Linked DNA regions of Homo sapiens: region 1 is linked to region 2. Evidence: read pairs that join two places in POLR2A ChIA-PET (ENCODE). Cell type or tissue: HCT116. All regions are shown on one strand. Each heading gives the region's core, and the rest is flanking DNA. Links, peaks and the distances in the headings are about the cores only. Region 1 overlaps SLC39A11 (solute carrier family 39 member 11). Region 2 overlaps SLC39A11 (solute carrier family 39 member 11).

Region 1 (9,529 bases), core at 486-8,485, 120 kb after region 2:
CCGTGGACAGAGCAGCTGGTGGTGGCTCTAATGAAAGCCCTGACATCCCCTCCTAGCTCAAGATGTCTCAGGCCATCATCATTTTGTGTTGTCACACAGTAATTAATGTTTCTGAAATGCTTCTGAGTCATCAATACAGAAATTAAATTAAGGAAGCAGGAAAATGAGTATTGCCTTTGAAAACAACTTCTTTGAAAATGAAGGAAAATATCAGTGCTTAAGGGTGAACCCTTCACTGTAGGAAAAAGCCACACGAATTAGACTAGCTGGCTCCCCTGATTGTGCCGGCCGAACAGGAGAGGGCAGAGGCAGTCCTGCGTGGCAGTGTGGTCCAGGGGCTGAGACCGGGGCCTCCTGATCAGAGCATGAATCCTGCTGCTGCCTCTGCGGAGCTGAGCCTCTGTGGTCTTCTCTGTGAAATGATGGTTCTAATACTGCTTCCCCCATGGGATAAATGAGACAATGGGCCAGGCCTGGTGGCTCATGCCTGTAATCCCAGCACTTTGGGAGGCTGAAGCGGGTGGATTACCTGAGGTCAGGAGTTCAAGACCAGTGTGGCCAACATGGTGAAACCCCATCTCCACTAAAAATACAAAAATTAACCAGGCTTGGTGGCAGGCACCTGTAATCCCAGCTATTCAGGAGGCTGAGGCAGAAGAATCACTTGAGCCTGGGAGGTGGAGGTTGCAGTGAGCCGACATCGCACCACTGCACTCCAGCCCGGATGACAGAGCAAGGCTCTGTCTCAAATAAGTAAGTAAGTATGTACGTACATACATACATACATACATACATACATATATACATACATACATACATACACACAGTGTACGTAAAGCATAGTGCCTGTCTCAGAATCTTCCATTACTATGTTTATTCATTTCCTGGGGCTGCCATAACAAAGTACCACAAACTCAGTGACTTAAACACAACAGAAATGTATTCTCTCACAGTTCTGGAATAATCTAGAAGCCTGAAGTCAGGGTGTCCACAGGGCCATGCTTCTCCTGAAGGCTCTAGAGAAGACCTTTCTTGGCCTCTCCTAGTTTCCTAGAGTTACCAATAATTCTTGGTGTAACTTAGCTTGTAGATGCATCGTTCCCATGCCACCTCCATCTTCACATGTACTTCTCCCCTCTGTATCTGTATGTCTCTGGGTTTCGGTTTTCGTTTTTTATAGGGACACTCGTCATTGGATTGGGGACCCACCCTAATCCAGTATGACCTCATCTTGACTGTTTACATCTGTAAAGACCTTATTTCCAAATAAGGTCATGTTCTGAGGTTTGAGTAGACATGGATTTTGGGGGGATACTGGTCAACCCAGTATACTATTCCCTGGCATGATTTACAATTTTCTGAGAAGAGTTCCTATTAAATAGGTAACTCCCTTCCTGCCCCAGTCCCCTTTGACCTGGCAGGCTAAATGAGACCTGAAGCTATGATCATAATGCCCTTTTTTTGGTTTAGAGCTTTGTCCCCTCTTAAAATGCACATAGTTCGATAGGGATTTGTTATTGTTGTTTTAAGTCTTATTAAACACTAAAGCCCGAGTGTGAATACGTTTATTCAGGCTCCGTCCCAGATCCCAATGATAACAGTGCAGTTTACGAAGCAGGCCCACCCTTGACCTCAGCCAATCCTCACGGCCCCCCAGGAAGGTAGGCAGATCATATGGCCCCCTCTTATGAGATGAAAAAAGTGAAGTTGAGAGAGGTCATTTAGCCATGAACTGCGAAAGTCAGCTTCAAAGCTAGGGCCCCCAGTGACTGCTCCGGTTAAGGCAGGAGGGGACTTGGTGAGGGGTGGGGATTCGATTTACTGTGGACCAGCTGCTACTTTTGGCAGGTGACTTCAGCTGTCCAAACCACTATTTTTCTACCTGTAAAGTGGAGTGGATAAGATCCTTGGAATGCTGTTGTGAGGATGAAATCAGACCAGACCACGGGTATATATATAATGCCGCTAGAAATGTCCCAGTAAGCGCTAGTCTCTCTCTTCCTCTGTCTAGCAGCTGGATTACCAACAGCCTGTCTTCTGTTTTTTTTTTTTTTTTTTTCCATGCAAAGTATTTTATTTATAAACAAACATAATTAAAAACAAAATAGTCAATATGAAACGAAAGCAATTTTAAAAGACAAATTAATTATTTTGATATAGAGAATAATTTGTATTTCAACATTTTGATACAGATTTCAGTAAAAGCAAAACTAAAATAACACAGATAAGTATAATAATATAAAGTCAAGCATTGCAAAAAATTCAAGGCCAATACTGGAAAGTGTATAGAATATTTGGCAAAACAATTTATTAGGAGAGTAACAAATTGTTTGTAAGAACTTTAAATGCTGTCTTCTGGTTTTGTTCAGTGCTTGCCCTGCATGATCCTGGATGGTTTACACTTGGGAAGCATTGAGTGCCGTCATGGGATGGGGAAAGAATGGAGGCAACGACCTGTGAGTCCCTGCAGAATCTAAACATCTGTCTGGAGTGGGCACAGAGCAGACTTCTGGGGTGGCGCCTCCAATCCGCCATCTGGCACTTGAAAGCAGAGTCTCAGGCCTGCTGTTTGTAATTGCATCTCCCCCAAGCAGGGGGTCTGCCCATCTGTATTCCCCAATTCTTCCTGGACCAGCCTGATCCAGGGAGAGGGAACATGTGGCAGGCTCTATGGGATCTGTTTGGAAAAGAGATTTTCAGAAATAACTCAGAGCTGTAGAGGGACCTGAACAAGAGCCAGTGGAGGAGTTCTGTGTGAGTATCTGCAATAGTTCAGAAATACGTGCAGATACGAAGCCGGCCGGGGCCAAGTTCTCAGCAGCAGAAGAGTAAGAGCTAAAATCTTATCCCTAATTTCCAGCCCAGCTCTGTGGTAGGTTCTTCAATCGCTGGACCCCAGAGAAGGGAATCTGCTTGGTCCTTCCAGGTAGAGCAGGAAACATGCCTTATGGCAGAGGCTGGCCTTGAGCATAGCCCTGGGTGATTCTTGTGTCTTGAAGCTTGAGAGTCACCCATGGAAATTAGCTAGTGCCTTGTAGCCTGGCTTTCTGCAGCTGCTCCTGAATAATCTGATTGCTACGTTGCCCCCAAGATTGTCTCGCAGCATGCAGTCCTTTAGGAGAGCATGTAGATCTTCTCACTGAGTTGCACCATTTGTTAGCTCGGCTTTCTACTCTCTACCTTGCAGCCCAGTCACCTTGTCTAGTTGTGCCCTGCACCTGACTCCCCAGTGCCTCCAGGAGGCAGTGCTAGAATCAACCCGCCCTACTTGTTATAAATAATACAACATCCCTGTCCCTATTGTGTTTCTCTGAATCCAGGTGTGTGTTTCGAGGAGGGTCACAGATGATGCTGATGCAGCTGCCAGCCTGAAGGTTGGACCCCAGGACAGTGGCCAGTGGGGCACCTCAGCAGCCTGGAAACTGGGCTGCAAGGGGGTCCTCAGTGGTGCTCTAGGCTTGGGACCACAGACGCTGTTATAGAGAAGAAGGTGATACGTTAGCTGAGTGTCACAGTGGGAGGTCTTGGGGCCAGAAATGGGGCTGCTGAAAGCGAGCAAAACAAAGAAAAGGGCCAGGTGTTGGGGGAATGGGTGCTCACAATATTAGCCAGCCCTCCAAATCAGAGAGTTTCTGCTGGTGAAGTGGGTGCCACGAGCTTATTTTTTTTTTTTCTTTGTAGCCAGACACCATTACTCCCTTGACAATGGGTGCCTGAAAGTTAGACAGGCATGAATCAGAAGATGAAGCCAAGGAGAAGGGAATAAGGAGCTGGTATTCTCTGCGCTCCAAGTCATCCTAGACTAAAGGGGATGTATCCTTGACCTTGACTTAGAAAGAAGAGTAAAGCAATCTAGCCTAAATGGCAAATGTATGTAGCTAGATCCCGGCAGATGAGAGGTGCTCTAACTAGAAGCCACTATTTCCTCTTCAAATAAGTTTTTTAATTTTTTGAATAGCAAATGGGGCCCATTTGTCAGCAGTAGATTGGGTCACTGCCCGGCTGATTGAATTCTTAAGGCCAACTGACATGCCCAATTAATGCAAGATCAGAGTCCCCCTCCAGGCATGACTTCAGACGAGTCTGTTTACCTTTATTTGGTGAACAGTGGTGTTAGCAGGGTCCTGTTGGGCTCAGGTTATTCCAGGGAGGTGAAGCCTTCGCCAGTTTAATTACATGCTGCTCTGGAGCTACTGTTTTGTAAAATGAAGCGCGGGTTTGTAACTGAAGACCTGTTATTTGGTTGCTTGGAAACTAGTGCATTTACTTCCCAAAGTTGTCACCAAACCCTTCTAGGGAGGCAAGGTGAGCTGCCACAAACCCTCCCAAGCCATTAATTTCTCAGGAGCAAGACATAAATCAGTGCAGCCAGAAGATAGAGAGTTTGGTGGTCACTGTCCCATTAGACACACCTTGAGTCCCTGCAAGGGCCATGAGCCTGTCTGCTCCGTGCCTTCCTCCCTGCTTCTGGTTCCAGCTGTCCATTATACCAGCACACCATTATTCACGTACATTTCCATGGACCACATCACCAGTGTAAGCACAGCTACTTATCTGGAGAAATCAGGAGTGATTCAGTGCCATTTTGCAAACAGAGAGACACGGAGGCCCAGGGCAGTTAATTGGAAGCCCAAGCAGCTTTAGGCTTCAAAGTTGCCCCCATTAGCACGTCTGGCTTCGTTAATGCCATGTCTTGCTCTTTGGTGTAAGAGGAAACATAGATGCTTCCCAGTCCAGGCTCATCTGTGGGACAGGCTGCTCCCACCAGTTCAGGAACTCTGCAGATGGTTGGTGTTTCGCGCTTCAGCCCCTGTTCCTCCTTGTCTGTGGCTAAGCCTGAATATTTTTTTCTAGGTCTACAGGTCAGTGAAGATCAAGTTATTTATGTTGTATTTTAATGGTCATAGAAATGGTCAAGAGCTATAGTCAGCCTGATACCAACCTATGCTTTTGGAAGCACTGCAATGACACTGATATCCTTTATATACTGGGTGTGTGTGTGTGTGTGTGTGTGTGTGTGTGTGTAAGATGGTCTCCCCTGTATTAGTCTGTTTTCAAGCTGCTGATAAAGACATACCTGAGACTGGGTAATTCATAAAGAAAAAGTGGTTTAATGGACTCACAATTCCATGTGGCTGGGGAGGCCTCACAATCATGGCAGAAGGTGAAAGGCACTTCTTACAGGGTGACAGTAAGGAGAAGAATGAGAACCAAGAAAAAGGGGTTTCCCCTTATAAAACCATCAGCTCTCATGATACTTATTCACTACCATGAGAACTGGATGGGGGAAGCCACCCCCATGACTCAATTATCTTCCACCAGGTCGCTCCCACAACACATGGGAATTATGGGAACTACAATTCAAGATGAGATTTGGGTGGGGACACAGCCAAACCATGTCACCCCTGTCTATAGAAGATACATTTCAGAGTGGTGAACCAGGCTGTGGCTAAACCATGCCTCTCTGGAAGTCAATTTCAGGACAATTCATTTGTGTCAAGGCATAGCCTGTCTAACCAACTCTTCCAGATCAAAGAATATCTGTGCATTTCTTTTTCTTTCTTTCTTTCTTTTTTCTTTTTTGAGACGGAGTTTCACTCTTGTCGCCCAAGATAGAGTGCAGTGGCATGATCTCGGCTCACTGCAACCTCCACCTCCCAAGTTCAAGTGATTCTCCTGCCTTAGCCTCCCGAGTAGCTGGGATTACAGGCACTCGCCACCATGCCCAGCTAATTTTTGTATTTTTTTAGTAGAGACAGGGTTTCACCATGTTGGCCAGGCTGGTCTTGAACTCCTGACCTCAGGTGATCCATCCACCTTGGCCTCCCAAAGTGCTGGGATTACAGGCGTGAGCCACTGCGCCCAGCCTGTGCATTTCTCTCTTTCCTCTCTCCCTTCTCTAATCTTTGGATCCTCCTTTCTATTCATTTCACTCATTCATTTCTTTATTTGTTCAGCACTTATTTATCACACATCTGCTGTGTTTGAGCCAGGCCCTCAGCTGGGTAGCAGGTGTGCAGCGATGCAACAGGAACACGCCTACAGGAAGCCTATACCTCCTCCACACTTACCTTCTCTTTCTGTCACTCTCCTTGGCTGACTCCTTCCTGCCAGGTGGGAGACAGACAGCATTTTCTTAAGCAGGGTCAGTTATTCTGCTCATGGGCCTGAGCACTCACTATGTGGCTTCCGGATTAACGGAGAGATAGAAGATGCCCAAGGCAGGCCCATGGGCCCCAACCCCCAGTAGTTTAGTGACTTGGTAGAGGAAGTGGAGTTATGCATATAAAACATCGAGATAAATAAAGGGTGCAGATGTGCGCCACTGTGCTAAACTTGGAGTCACTGGTGGGCTGGACAGTCTCAAAGGCCTTGAACAGGTTGGACGTGCCAGCAGTGGCACAGAGTGCTCAGGTATGAAGAGGAAGGCACAATTGTAGCGTGAAGATGGGAACCCCAAAGACTGCCCTTCCTGGGGTGGAGGGCATTGCTCAGCCCTCCTGAAGATTAGTCCTGTAGCAGAGGATTGTTGGGCCAGCCTCTCCTGTTGTCCAGGCCTGGAAAGGACTCTGGGAAGGAGGGAGAGCCCCAGGGATATCACCAGGTTAGAAGAATGAGGAGTGTCTGGATTTCTTGTTTCAATGATGGAAGGGAGGCAGCAGAAGTGACAGGTTGAGTTGGAAGAAAGCCACACCCTCTGCAGGAAAAGGAGGGTTGGTGGTGGAAAGAGGCTCCCCTCTTGGAGAGAAGAGGGAGGGCAGCCTCTGTGCCTTGCCCTTCCTTCCCCACCCCAAGTCTTTAACACCATCTCCATTTCTTTTGCCGATCACTGGTTTGTTGCATTATTTTTGAAATCAGCATGATGTGAGACGTTGCATTTTCCTTGATCGTTTGACATGTAAAAGATAAAAATCATTTCTTTGTAAATCACACATCGTTTTTTCTTATAAATCCTCAATTGCAGTTGGCCTCAGCGTGGCTGATGAGCACATTACCGCACAGTCTTTTTTTTATTAGGAATCTGAGCCTGTGCACTTTATCACCCATTGTCCTGTCTTGTCCCTGCTGTGTAACTAGAGATGGCCCCAGGAAACTTTAAAGGTAATCCATCCTACCATGGAGCTTCTCAGCTGCAGGCTCTCCTCCTGCAAGGTGAGCCTGGAGGGCCAGGTATGCTGTAACCCCCCCATTTCCTCCTCTGGGTCAGCTCCTATAGAACACGAGGCACGAAGTGACTCTCAGTGCACACCTCTGCTCATGGCTCCTCGTCATTCCCTAAAATATGGGGCTGTTTAAGGATTTTTTTTTTTTTTTTAGATAGGGTCTCGCTCTGTTGCCCAGCTCAGGCTGGAGTGCAGCGGCACGATCTCGGCTCACTGCAACCTCAGCCACCCAAGTAGCTGGGATTACAGGCATCGCCGCCACTCCCAGCTAATTTGGTATTTTTAGTAGACACGGGGTCTTGCCATGTTGCCCAGGCTGGTCTTGAGCTCCTGACCTCAAGTGATCTGCCTGCCTCAGCCTCTCAAAGTGCTAGTATTAGAGGCGTGAGCCGCTGCACCTGGCCAGGATTTTTTTTAAATAAGCAACACGCACATAAAAAAAAAAAAAAGTATAGAAATGGTACCTGGCATGTCGTAAATGCTAAATGATGTTGCCTATTACTTTTTAACATCATTAAGATTCATTATAACCAAAGTGTGTCCTAGAATAACCTCCTACGGTTTACTCGTGTGCAGAATGTGGATGAGAAGGCCTGCCTGCCTGCCTCAGAAGTGCAAGCTGTGCATGTGTTCACCATCAGCAGGAGCTTATTACACATGTATTGAATGACTAACATGGGCTGTCAACTGTAAGCCCTGACAAATTCGAAGGTGTTTGTTGCTGTGCTTCCGAATGCATAGTGCTGGTTCTAAATGTGCTTGTTGCCTTGCAGTGCATTTATTGGGCATGTTGCTCTTTTGGCCTATGTGGTGATGTTATCAGCCCAGGTCCTCTGAGAAGCAGATTCCAAGAAGGGATTAGACCTGCATGAGATGAGATTGACTGGGAGAAAGACCTGAGAAGGACCAAGGGGAGGGAGCAGGAGCTGGCAGACTGCCGTGCAGGTCTGACACCCGTGAAAGGAGAGGGGGAAGGAAGGAGGCCTGGGAAGAAGAGCCGCCAATCACAGCAGATTTCTAAGAACATTAGGTCAGGCTGAAGGGAGGCCCATGAGCCAAAAGTGTCCTCTAAAAGGAGTGCCACATCCCACTGGAATGGGCCTACAACCATCAGCACTATCTGGCTCCCGAACTTTTTTATCTTCCCAAACTGAAACTCTACCTCCATGAGACACCAACTTCATTTTCACCTTCCCAGCCCCCTGGAAACCAGCATTCTACTTTCTGCCTCTATGAATTGACTACTCTAGGAGCCTCACATAAGTGGATCAGACAGTATTTGTTCTTTTGTGTCTGGCTCATTTCACTTAGCATAATGTCCTCAAGGTTGTGAACCCAGAAAATCTGAGACAGATCTCAGTTAATTTAGAAAGTTTATTTTGCCAAGGTTGAGGACGAGCCCGTGACACAGCCTCAGGAAGTCCTGATGACATGTGCCCAAGGTGGTCAGGGCACAGTTTGGTTTTATACATTTTAGGGGGACATGAGACGCCAATCAATAGATGTAGGAGGTATATTGGTTCAGTCTGGAAAGGCAGGACAACTTGAAGCAAAGGCAGGGAGACTGGAAGCCAGGGGGAGCTTCCAGGTCACAGATAGGTGAGATACAAACAGTTGCATTTTTCTGAGTTTCTGATTGGCCTTTCCAAAGGAGGCAATCAGATATGCCTCTAATGGCCAGGCTCGGTGTAATCCCAGCACTTTGGGAGGCCGAGGCAGGCAGATCACAAGGTCAAAAGATTGAGACCATCCTGGCCAACATGGTGAAACCCTGTCTCTACTAAAAATACAAAAATTAGCTGGGTGTGGTGGCACGCACCTGTAGTCGCAGCTAATCGGGAGGCTGAGACAGGAGAATCACTTGAACCCAGGAGGGGGAGGTTGCAGTGAGCCGAGATCGGGCCACTCCACTCTGGCCTGGCAACAGAGCGAAACTCCATCTCAAAAAAAGAAGAAAAAAAAAAAAGATGCATCTATCTCAGTGAGCAGAGGGGTCACTTTGAATAGAATGGGAGGCGGGTTTGTCTTAAGCAGTTTCCAGCTTGAGTTTTCCTTAACGATTTGGGGGCCCAAGATCCGTTTCCTTTCACAAGGTTCATCCATGTTGTAGCATGTTTCAGAATTTCCTTCCTTTTTAAGGTTGAATAATGTTCTATTGTATGTAATGCACGGGTTTTTAAAGGTCATTAACCTCCACTTGGTAGATGAGTGACAACACTGTATATGAGTGACACGTTGGAAAGAAAGATGAGTGCCGTGGAAGGGTAAAGGGCTGTTAACTGTCATGGACTCTGGGGTCACCCCAGGTAGGATTAAGGCATTTTCTTGAGTCAGACAGAGCCACTGGCTAAGAGAGTGAACTCCAG
Region 2 (9,529 bases), core at 677-8,676:
ATTATTCCCCTCTCTGAAACGTTTCTGACTCATTCAGGTTGAGGTACTGGCTCCTTCTAGGTTCCCTCTAGAATTTTTTTTTTTTTTTTTTGAGACAGGGTCTTGCTCTGTTGCTCAGGCTGGAGAACAGTGGCATGATCTCAGCTCACTGCAACCTCTACCTCTTGTGTTCAATTGATTCTCCTGCCTCAGCCTCCCAAGTAGCTGGAAATACAGGTGCGTGCCACCACACCCGGCTAATTTTTTTTTTTTTTTTTTTTTAGTAGGGATGAGGTTTCACCATGTTAGCCAGGATGGTCTCCTGACCTCGTGATCTGCCCACCTCAGCCTCCCAAAGTGCTGCGATTACAGGCATGAGTCACCGTCCCTGGCCTTTTTTTTTTTTTTTTTTTTTTTTTTTGAGACAGAGTCTCACTCTGTTGCCAGGCTGGAGTGCAGTGATACCATACTGGTGTGCTGCAACCTCCGCTTCCTGGGCTCAAGTGATTCTCATGCCTCAGCCTCCAGAGTAGCTGGGATTACAGGCATGCGCCACCACGCACAGCTAATTTTTGTGTTTTTAGTAGAGATGGGGTTTCACCATGTTGGTCAGGCTGGTCTTGAACTCCTGGGCCCAAGTGATCCTTCCACTTCAGCCTCCCAAAGTGCTGGGATTACAGATGTGAGCCACCATGCCCAACCCCCTCTGTAATTTTCTATTTATCATGAGCATTGGTTATTTTGCATTGAACTTTATCAGTTTACATACTGATCACACTCACTGCTTGGTTCTAAAGGTTCAGACACTATACAGCACCTGTCTGTATATCCCTAGCACTTAGTACAAACAGGGCCTGGTATATAGCAGACATCGAGGAAATATCTAAAAGGAAAACAATATTTTTATTGGGGTGGTAAGTGCCTTAGTCACCTAGGAGAACTCACTAACTTTCTCTCCAACAATGGGACTTATCCAGCCTCCTTGGTGTCTTTAGCCCTCTTCTTCCTAGGACCCTATTAGAATAGTGACATTATCATGGTCAAGAACCAGATCTTCTTTTGAACTTATTCTAACCTTGATTTTTCTCATGTTGTGTGTTTTGGGTTTTGATAGCAAATTAAGGCCCTCCCTAACCCCCCATTTTTTTAACCCTAAATTTGGCCTGCAGACTCGGGAAGAGCATTGGTTTTCCAATGAGGATTCTCAGGTGATTTAGCAGGAATGAGACTTAAAGAACAAATTGTACAATATAGATAGCTAAGGAACTCACTGCTATATTGAGCTTCTGTGGTCCGTATCTATATATATATATTTTTTTTCCCTGAGACAGTCTTGCTGTGTCGCCCAGGCTGGAGTGCAGTGGCACGATCCTGGGTCACTGCAACCTCCACCCCCCATTTCAAGCAATTCTCCTGCCTCAGCCTCCCAAGTAGCTGGGATTATAGGCATGTGTCACCACGCCTGGCTAATTTTTGTATTTTTAGCAGAGACAGGGTTTCACCATGTTGGCCAGGCTGGTCTTGAACTCTTGACCTCGCAATCTGCCTGACTCAGCCTCCCAAAGTGCTGGGATTACAGGCGTGAATCACCGCCCCGGCCCCTGGTCCATATGTTTTCATTCAATAGTATTGGGCTTCATTTTCCTTTTTCTTTTCTTTTCTTTTTGGAGGGAAGTTGGTAGTGGGTATTGTTTAGTTAGAACTTAGTATAAATGATCCTTTTGACAAGGGAACAAAAGCCCTCATTCTGATTGGCACAGTATTTGAAATCAAAGTCATAGCTATCATTACGAAGACCTCATTTCCTGATGATTGATTTAACATAATTGCCTCTTGGAGAACCTACCCTGGAAAATACATGGATGCTGGCAATGAGTGACTAGCTACATTCGTTCCCTTCCCTCACTCCCTCCAGTTTGTCTTTTGGATCCAACAAGTCAGTTGGAGGAAGGAGTTATGCGGGAAATGGCTGTCAAATCTGAACAGTTTCTCACTGCACTCTTTCTAAAAAACTTCAGAAATTGTCTATTATCCAGTTTACTGGTTGGATTGTGGACCAATTGTTTCTGCGTTGTGTTATCTCACCTAGAATCAACAGAAATTGATAGCATCTTTTAGCCCTGGAACCAAGAGATTCAATTTTGTCTCCTGCTCATTTGGAAAAGACAGGCAAAAAATAACCCCAAATCAGTGGGGAAATAGACTCTTGAATTTGAAACGAACCATACAGTATTATTTAATCTATTTATCTTTATTCTTTTTCTACCCCAGAAAGATAATTATCTTTTTTTTCTAAGACTCTCAAGAGGAGATTCTGTGTTTCTCTTTGACATCTATTCTGGGCTCTAATAAGATTTTTTTTTTTTTTTTTTGAGATGGAGTCTCACTTTGTTGCCCAGGCTGGAGTGCAGTGGTGTGATCTCAGCTCACTGTATCCTCCACCTCCTGAGTTCAAGCAATTCTCCTACCTCAGCCTCTTGAATAGCTGGGATTACAGGTATGCGCCATCACACCTGACTAATTTTTTTTTACTTTTAGTAGAGACAGGGTTTCACCATGTTGGCCTGGCTGGTCTTAAACTCCTGACTTTAGGTGATCTGCCCACCTCGGCCTCCCAGATTACAGGTGTGAGCCACTGCGCCCAGCCTCTAATAACTTTTTATAATTAGACAAGAAATTATTAATGTTTTCCCTTATATTGCTAGGGAAGTTCATTTCATCCTGTGCAATCCTTGGGGAAAAAAAATAGTCTTATCTCTACCTTGGCTCTTCATAGTATTCATTCAGCACATCTTTATTGAGCACCTACTGTGTGCTGGACACTGTGCTAGGCCCTGAGGCTGCAGAAGTGCATAGCACAGAACAGTAATGCCCCAGGCTCATGAGTTAGTGGAGGAGAGTTTTTTAAATTTTAAAATAATAAAAATTATTTTACATTTTTAAAATAATTTTAAAATTATGTTTTAAATAATTTTATTTAAATATAAAATAGTAATAAATAGTAATAAAATCATTTCTATTGGCTTTATATTATATATGCACTTATATGTATGTATCTGTGTGTGTTAATATATATCTATATCTATATGTGTAATAATGCCAAGTAGGTTTAAAACCAAAGAGGGAAGTAAAAGCGAGGTAATGGCCGGAGAGAGAGTGACCAGGGAGTATTTTTGATAGGATGTTCAAAAAAGGCATTGAGCAGGGACCTGAATCATGAACTGAGGGGAGAGAGTGAGGATAGAACCTTCCAGACTGGGGAGCAGCAAGTGGGAGGCTATGAGGGTGGGAGATTGGAAAGGCAGCTGGGGAACAGGATGATCTGAGGAATTTTCTTCAGGTCCTTCCAAGTCTTTATTTTCTCTGTTTTTTTGAGAGGGTAGAGAAGGTTGGCAGGGGCGTCCAGGCAGGAGAGCAAGAGTCCAAATCACCTCCCGGGTTCAAGCGATTCTCGTGCCTCAGCCTCCTGAGGAGCTGGGATTACAGGCATGTGCCACCACGCCCAGCTAATTTTGTATTTTTAGTAGAGATGGGGTTTCACCATGTTGATCAGGCTGGTCTTGAACTCCTGACCTCGGGTGATCCACTCACCTTGGCCTCCCAAAGTGCTGGGATTACAGGTGTGAGCCCAGCCTCATATGTCTTTTATCTGGAAAAGTCTTCCCTCCGCCCTGCCACCCCCCACCCCCCAACCTGATATCCATTTTGTTTTCTTATGTTTTCAACAAAGCTTTGGAAAATACAGGTACGTGAGAGCTATTTGCATTTCTTCACTTTCCACCCCCTTGTGATCAGCGACCCACTAAACATCAAATCCAGTGGAAAATCATGACTCATGATTTTGCTGAAATTCTCAGTATATTTGCAGTGCTTAATCATTCTCATCCTTCCTTTCTGGTGACATCTTACCAGTCCCCCTTTGGGCTTCTCTTTCTTTGCCTATCCATTAAATTAGTTTTCTATCCCCCTACATTTCATCAGCAGTCCACTTTTTCCTGGCATTCTCTCCTGGAATCTCACCCAGACTCACAGTTCTACTTAGAATTTAGGGGCTCAGGCTCCCAAATTGATTCTCCAGCCAAGCTTTCTTTCCTAAATGTCAGAATGAAATCCCCCTGCTCTTGCCAGATAGCTTACTTATCTGTCCAACAGCCACTTGTATTCAATGGGTCTAAAATAGAATACATTACCTGATAGCTTTTTTCTCCCAGTTCAGCTTTCTCTGTCTCCTTTATTACTTATACCCAGAAGAGTTGAATGGAACCAAATCTACTCAGTCACTCAAGCCAGGAACCTCAGCATCATTTCTCTCTTTTCCTTTTCTCTAATCCCCCAAATCCACTTAGTTACCAAGCCCTGCTGATTTTGCTTCACAAATGTTTCTTGAATCCCTTCCTACTATGACTGGTCTAGTTGAATCCCTAGTTATAACTTGCTGGGACCATACCAACGGACTCTTTTTGCATTCCTCTGCCTCTGGTGGTTTTTTTTTTTTTTGTTGTTGTTGTTGTTTGTTTGAGATGGAGTCTCACTCTGTCACCCAAGCTGGAGTGCAGTGGCGCTATCTCGGCTCACTGTAACCTCTGCCTCCTGGGTTCAAGTGATACTCCTGTCTCAGCCTCCCAAGTAGCTGGGATTACAGGCACCTGCCACCATGCCCAGCTAATTTTTTTTTTGTATTTTTAGTGGAGACCAGGTTTCACCATGTTGGCCAGGCTGGTTTTGAACTCCTGATCTCAAGAGATCTGCCACCCTCGGCCTCCCAAAGTGCTGGGATTACAGGTGTGAGCCACCATGCCTGCCCTGCCTCTGGTTTTGTGCCATCTCTCACCCACCTAACTCTATGCATTTTCTTGCTTCCAGCCCTTCACTGGATCAGAGTCCATTGCTCCTTACACGATACTCAAGCCATGCTACTCAGTACAGCACGTGGCTTCCTAGTGCAAATCACTAATACTCCTATAGGATGAATACAAACAATGAAAAAACTATTGCCGTGCAAGTGAGTCTTTGTGGCTCAGGATAAAATTACTGGTGACAGTATCATGCAGATTATGCAACAGCCAAATCTTAATTTAGATGGAAGTAAAAATTATGTGCTGTTGAAAATTGATAAGTCAAGAAGCGTTTCTTGTGAATGCAACAACACTAGCATCAAAGAAGCAGAGATTGAATCAAATTGTTTTGTGAAATGTCAGAATGTATAAAAGCAGTATTTGTTATTTAACGTATTTTTTTTTTTTTTGAGATGGAGTCTCCCTCTGTCACCCAGGCTGGAGTGCAGTGGCACGATCTCAGCTCACTGCAACCTCCACCTCAGCTCACTGCAACCTCCACCTCCCAGGTTCAAGCAATTCTCCTACCTCAGCTTTCCAAGTAGCTGGGATTACAGGTGCCCGCCACCATGCCCAGCTGATTTTTGTATTTTTATTGGAGATGGGGTTTCACCATGTTGGCTAGGCTGGTCTCAAACTCCTGACCTCAGGTGATCCATCTGCCTTGGCCTCCCAAAGTGCTGGGATTACAGGCGTGAGCCACTGCATCTGGCCATGTAATATATTTTATATAATATTTTATTTTATTTTAAATACACATCTGTAACTAAATTAATGGTTTAAGTATGGCTAATAGATATTTGGTATCCATATCTGCATCTCTAAACGTTTATAAATTCACATTGATCGAACCTCCCTTTTAAAATGGGCAAATAGAGATTTGCCCTGTATTCAGAGTCAGAGTTTATTTGGGCAATAGTAGAATTTTGCTTGAGTCTGAGGCCTCTTTATGAACATGTTTGACCTCTGCACACCATGTCTCTGCAACTGTATCTAGTTACTCCTGTCTACACTTTCGTTTTTTCTTTTCTTTCTTTTTTTTTGAGAGACAGGGTCTTGCTATACCACACAGATTGGAGTGTAGGGCCACAATCATAGCTCACTGCAGTCTTGAACTCATGGGCTTAAGCAATCCTCTCTCCTCAGCCTCCCAAGTAGCTGAGACTACAGGTGCACGTTACCATGCCTGGCTAATTTTTTCATCTTTTATCGAGATGGAGTCTTGCTATGTTGCCCAGGCTGATCTTGAACTCCTGGCCTCAAGTGATCCTCCTTCCTCAGCCTCCCAAAGTGCTGCCATTACAGGTGTGAACCACAACACCTGGCCTCAACACTTATCTTGGATGAAATAAGCTTAGAGCTGATCGAGTAGGCAAAATGATGTTGTTGCATGGGACTCTGAAAAGATCATGCCTTCTAAAATGTTTAGAAGCGTCTCTATTTAGGTCAGGGAAGAGGTTCCAGAAGGCCTTTTGGGAGATAAATGCAGGCAACTGTTGACAATCAACCACTAACCCCATCTGTTGGGATCAGGTAGAGCCATGTGTTTAGGCTCTTTTGAGTGGCTTTGTTCAGATCTATGAAGGTTCCTGGATTGAAAATTAATACGTTGAAAGTTCTGTATGTTTGTTCTTTCCTTAGCACTGTGGCAAGATACCAAAGAAATAGAAGGCATATTTTACATCTTCAAGCTTCTTATAATTTATTCGAGCTTAAAATGTGGAACAAAATAAGTTTAGACTCAGGGTTTCATTTTGAGTATGAAGGTTCTCCACCTCATGCACAGTATGTTCGTCCTAATATCTGTGGAATAGTTATTCAGTACTGACTCATACGACTCTGGGAAGAATTTTCTAGCTCTTGAGACATCTCAAATCACAAAAACAGAAAAATGTGTGTTTCTTTTTGTTGTTTTGTTTTTAGAAATAATGACTTGAGTGTGAGAGAAATGGAATTTCCAAGGCAGGATGGGAGCAGTGGGGAAAATATCACTTCGAAATTCTCATTGAAAACAATTGAGAAGTGGGGAAGAGTACTTTTCTTCACAAGCACATTCACACTTAGGGTTTAGGTTTGTATTTAGTTAGGACTGAGAGAACAAATAGAAGCAGAGATCTGCTGAGGAGAGATGGCACTTTAATAAGCAATTTTTTTTTTCGTTTCTAAATTTGCTGGAGTCCAGGCAAGCATGTACACAAATAGCCACAATTTGTAAATTGTTCCTGACATATTTTCTGCTCTTTGAATTCCCTGAATGCCTGCAATATAATTAGAAATAAGCAATCTTTTATATCAGTAATAGGAAAAAGGACATGGTTTCAGAATGCAAATAAGATGTTACCTAAACAGAAAATTATAGCATGGCTGCGACTGTTCTCGTTATGACGGAAGACGGGAAACTGTTGAAAGCAATAAGAACTGTGCAGTGTTGCATTCTGACATTTGTCTCTGCCTTTCAAAGCCACCTACTGCATACACAGGCACAAGAAAGATGATGCAGATGAAAGGGGAAGAAGGCAGAGCCCTCGGGAGAAGTGCTCCTCATCTTTGCGGCTGTTTCCTTAGTGTGGTTGAGCCCATTGGCTTGAAAACGGAGTTTCGATGCACTTTCTCTGTCCTGTTGCATAGCCCCTTTCTGATACAGACTGGAGGAGGTAGACTTTTCCAGGGGTCCAGCTTTCCACTGCGGTTGATAGCCAGTTGATCCATTCCTTCATTCATTATCTGATCCATTTATTCATTCACTCACTCATCTGATGGGTGTGTGATTCGTGCTATCCTGAACTCTGGGATGACATCAGTGTACCCAAAAAGACAAAGCTCCTGCCCTCACAGGACTTTATAGTCCAGTGGAAGAGACAGATAATAGACAAAGATACATAAGGTAATGTTATCTGGCTCTGCAGGGAAAAAGAAAAGCAGGGTACTGGGATGAAAGTGTGACTGGGCTGTTATTTTAGATCAGGCAGTCAGGGAAGACCCCTGTAAGATGATGGGTTTTGAGAAAAGACCTGAAAGATGTGAAAGAGAAAATGCCAAGAGTGAGTGTGAAGAGATTATCCTGGTCAGAGGGAGCACCCTAGGAGGGAGCACTCCAGTCAGAAGGAGCATCCGGGTCACAGGGAGCATTCGTGAGAAGGCCCTGGAGCTTGTAGGTGCTTGGTGTATTTGAGGGACAGTCAAGAGGCTGGTGTCCAGCAAGTGTTCCAGCGGGCAGGGACCACTAGCACTTTCAGATCTCAATTAGAGTATGACAGGAATCCATCAGGAGGTTTTATTCAGGGGAGTTCCATGAGCTGACACACATTCTAAAGTATTGTTTGGGTGGCTATGTGGAGAAGAGATTCTGGGAGCTGGCGGACAAGGGTGGAATCCAGATCAGCAGTTTGGAGGATGCGTTTGTAGTGGGGGAGGATAGCTTGAGCTGCAGAAAGAGTGGCGGAGTTGAATGTTGAGCTGATGGGATTTGCGGATAGGTAAGGACTCTGAGAGAAGGAGAAAGGAGGAGGAGGATTCTTAGCCTTTGGGATTGAGTGATTTACAGGGAGTGGCTGGAGAAAAACAAGTTTGGGTTGGAAGAACAAAAGTTCTGTGTCTGAGATGCCTCTGAATACTCAAGTGGTAACGTCAAGTAGGCAGATGGATTCATGACTTTGGAGTTCATGGAAGACATTGGGGTTGGAGATATAAATTTGGGAATGACGAAAGTCATGAGATTGGTTGAGATTGCCCAGGGGAGCCTGTGTAGGCAGGAGAGCGAAGAGCACTGAGGACCGAGCACCAGGGTCCTCCATTTGGAAATCGGGAAGTGGAACAGAATCCAGCAGAGGGAACTGAGCAGAGGTGTTGCCAGTGAGGATGCAGGAATACTGGGGGAGAAAGGTTTCTTGGAAGCCAAATGAGGGATGTTCAAAAAGAGGGGAATTGACTAGACATGTGAAAGAAATGCTGAAAGGATGAGCAAGCTGAGATCTGAGATGGGAGCACTGGATTGGGCCACATGGGCACCAGTGGTGACCCCGACAAAAGCAGTCTCAGTAGAATGGTGGAGATGCATCATGGCAGTAGGTTTCTCTCCAATTACATTCAACTCTTTGGCGACAAGTGCAGAATAGATGGAGAGTCGGCATTAAGTAGGCATATGTGTAGGTATTTGCTAGAGGGTGGCTCTAGCGAGGGCCACTGCTTGATGAGGGGGGAAGTGTGGACATAGGTGGGAGGTTGGAGTAAAAAGGTGGCTGGGCCAATGGCACAGAGGTGCCAGTGGTACTAAAGAACTGGATCCAGCGTTCACAAGAAAGGAGCTGGAAATAAATATAGCAGGCAGGTGGTTCAACACCTGGAATGCCTGCCATTGAGATTTTAGAGGTAGATCTGATAAGTAGTGCCCTTGGGATTAGTTGGTTGAGATGGTGCACAGGACAGGTTCATTGGAGGTGAGGCAGATGGCTTATCTACATGAATAGTGGCACCTGAATAATGCTGCTGGAATCTTCAGTGAATGCAGGATGGGTCTAGGTGGGAACTAGGTGATTGCAAGAGGTGAGCCCGTAGCCTACAGGATTAGAGAGTTGTAAAAAATTACTAATCAAATTATTACTCGCTTTGGAATAGACTCAGCTGCACAGAACCAATGCTTGATTTGCAAAAGTATGAAACTGGAGTTGAGTATGCAGAAAGCGTTGACGTTCCAAGCTTCATAGGAAGCTGTTTAA

What was found. ChIA-PET counts read pairs that join two places held together with the same protein. Peaks named below come from ENCODE experiments on the same cell type or tissue, not always from the same donor. Only the 100,000 strongest peaks of a DNase experiment are listed, where the experiment ranks them.
Region 1: POLR2A ChIA-PET joins it to region 2 with 7 read pairs; 3 of 35 experiments call an interaction of 5 or more read pairs at or near these places.

What each region holds. Positions count from the first base shown.
Region 1 is chr17:72,769,141-72,778,669 of GRCh38, reverse strand. The region is part of intron 6 of SLC39A11 (solute carrier family 39 member 11); the gene reads left to right. Among named protein-coding and RNA genes, the nearest start is that of LINC00511, 130 kb to the right of the region's middle. In HCT116, for the core only: no CTCF peak of the experiment used is centred there; no DNase peak of the experiment used is centred there.
Region 2 is chr17:72,885,232-72,894,760 of GRCh38, reverse strand. The region is part of intron 5 of SLC39A11 (solute carrier family 39 member 11); the gene reads left to right. Among named protein-coding and RNA genes, the nearest start is that of SLC39A11, 200 kb to the left of the region's middle. In HCT116, for the core only: no CTCF peak of the experiment used is centred there; no DNase peak of the experiment used is centred there; H3K4me3 peaks cover 517 bases; H3K27ac peaks cover 842 bases.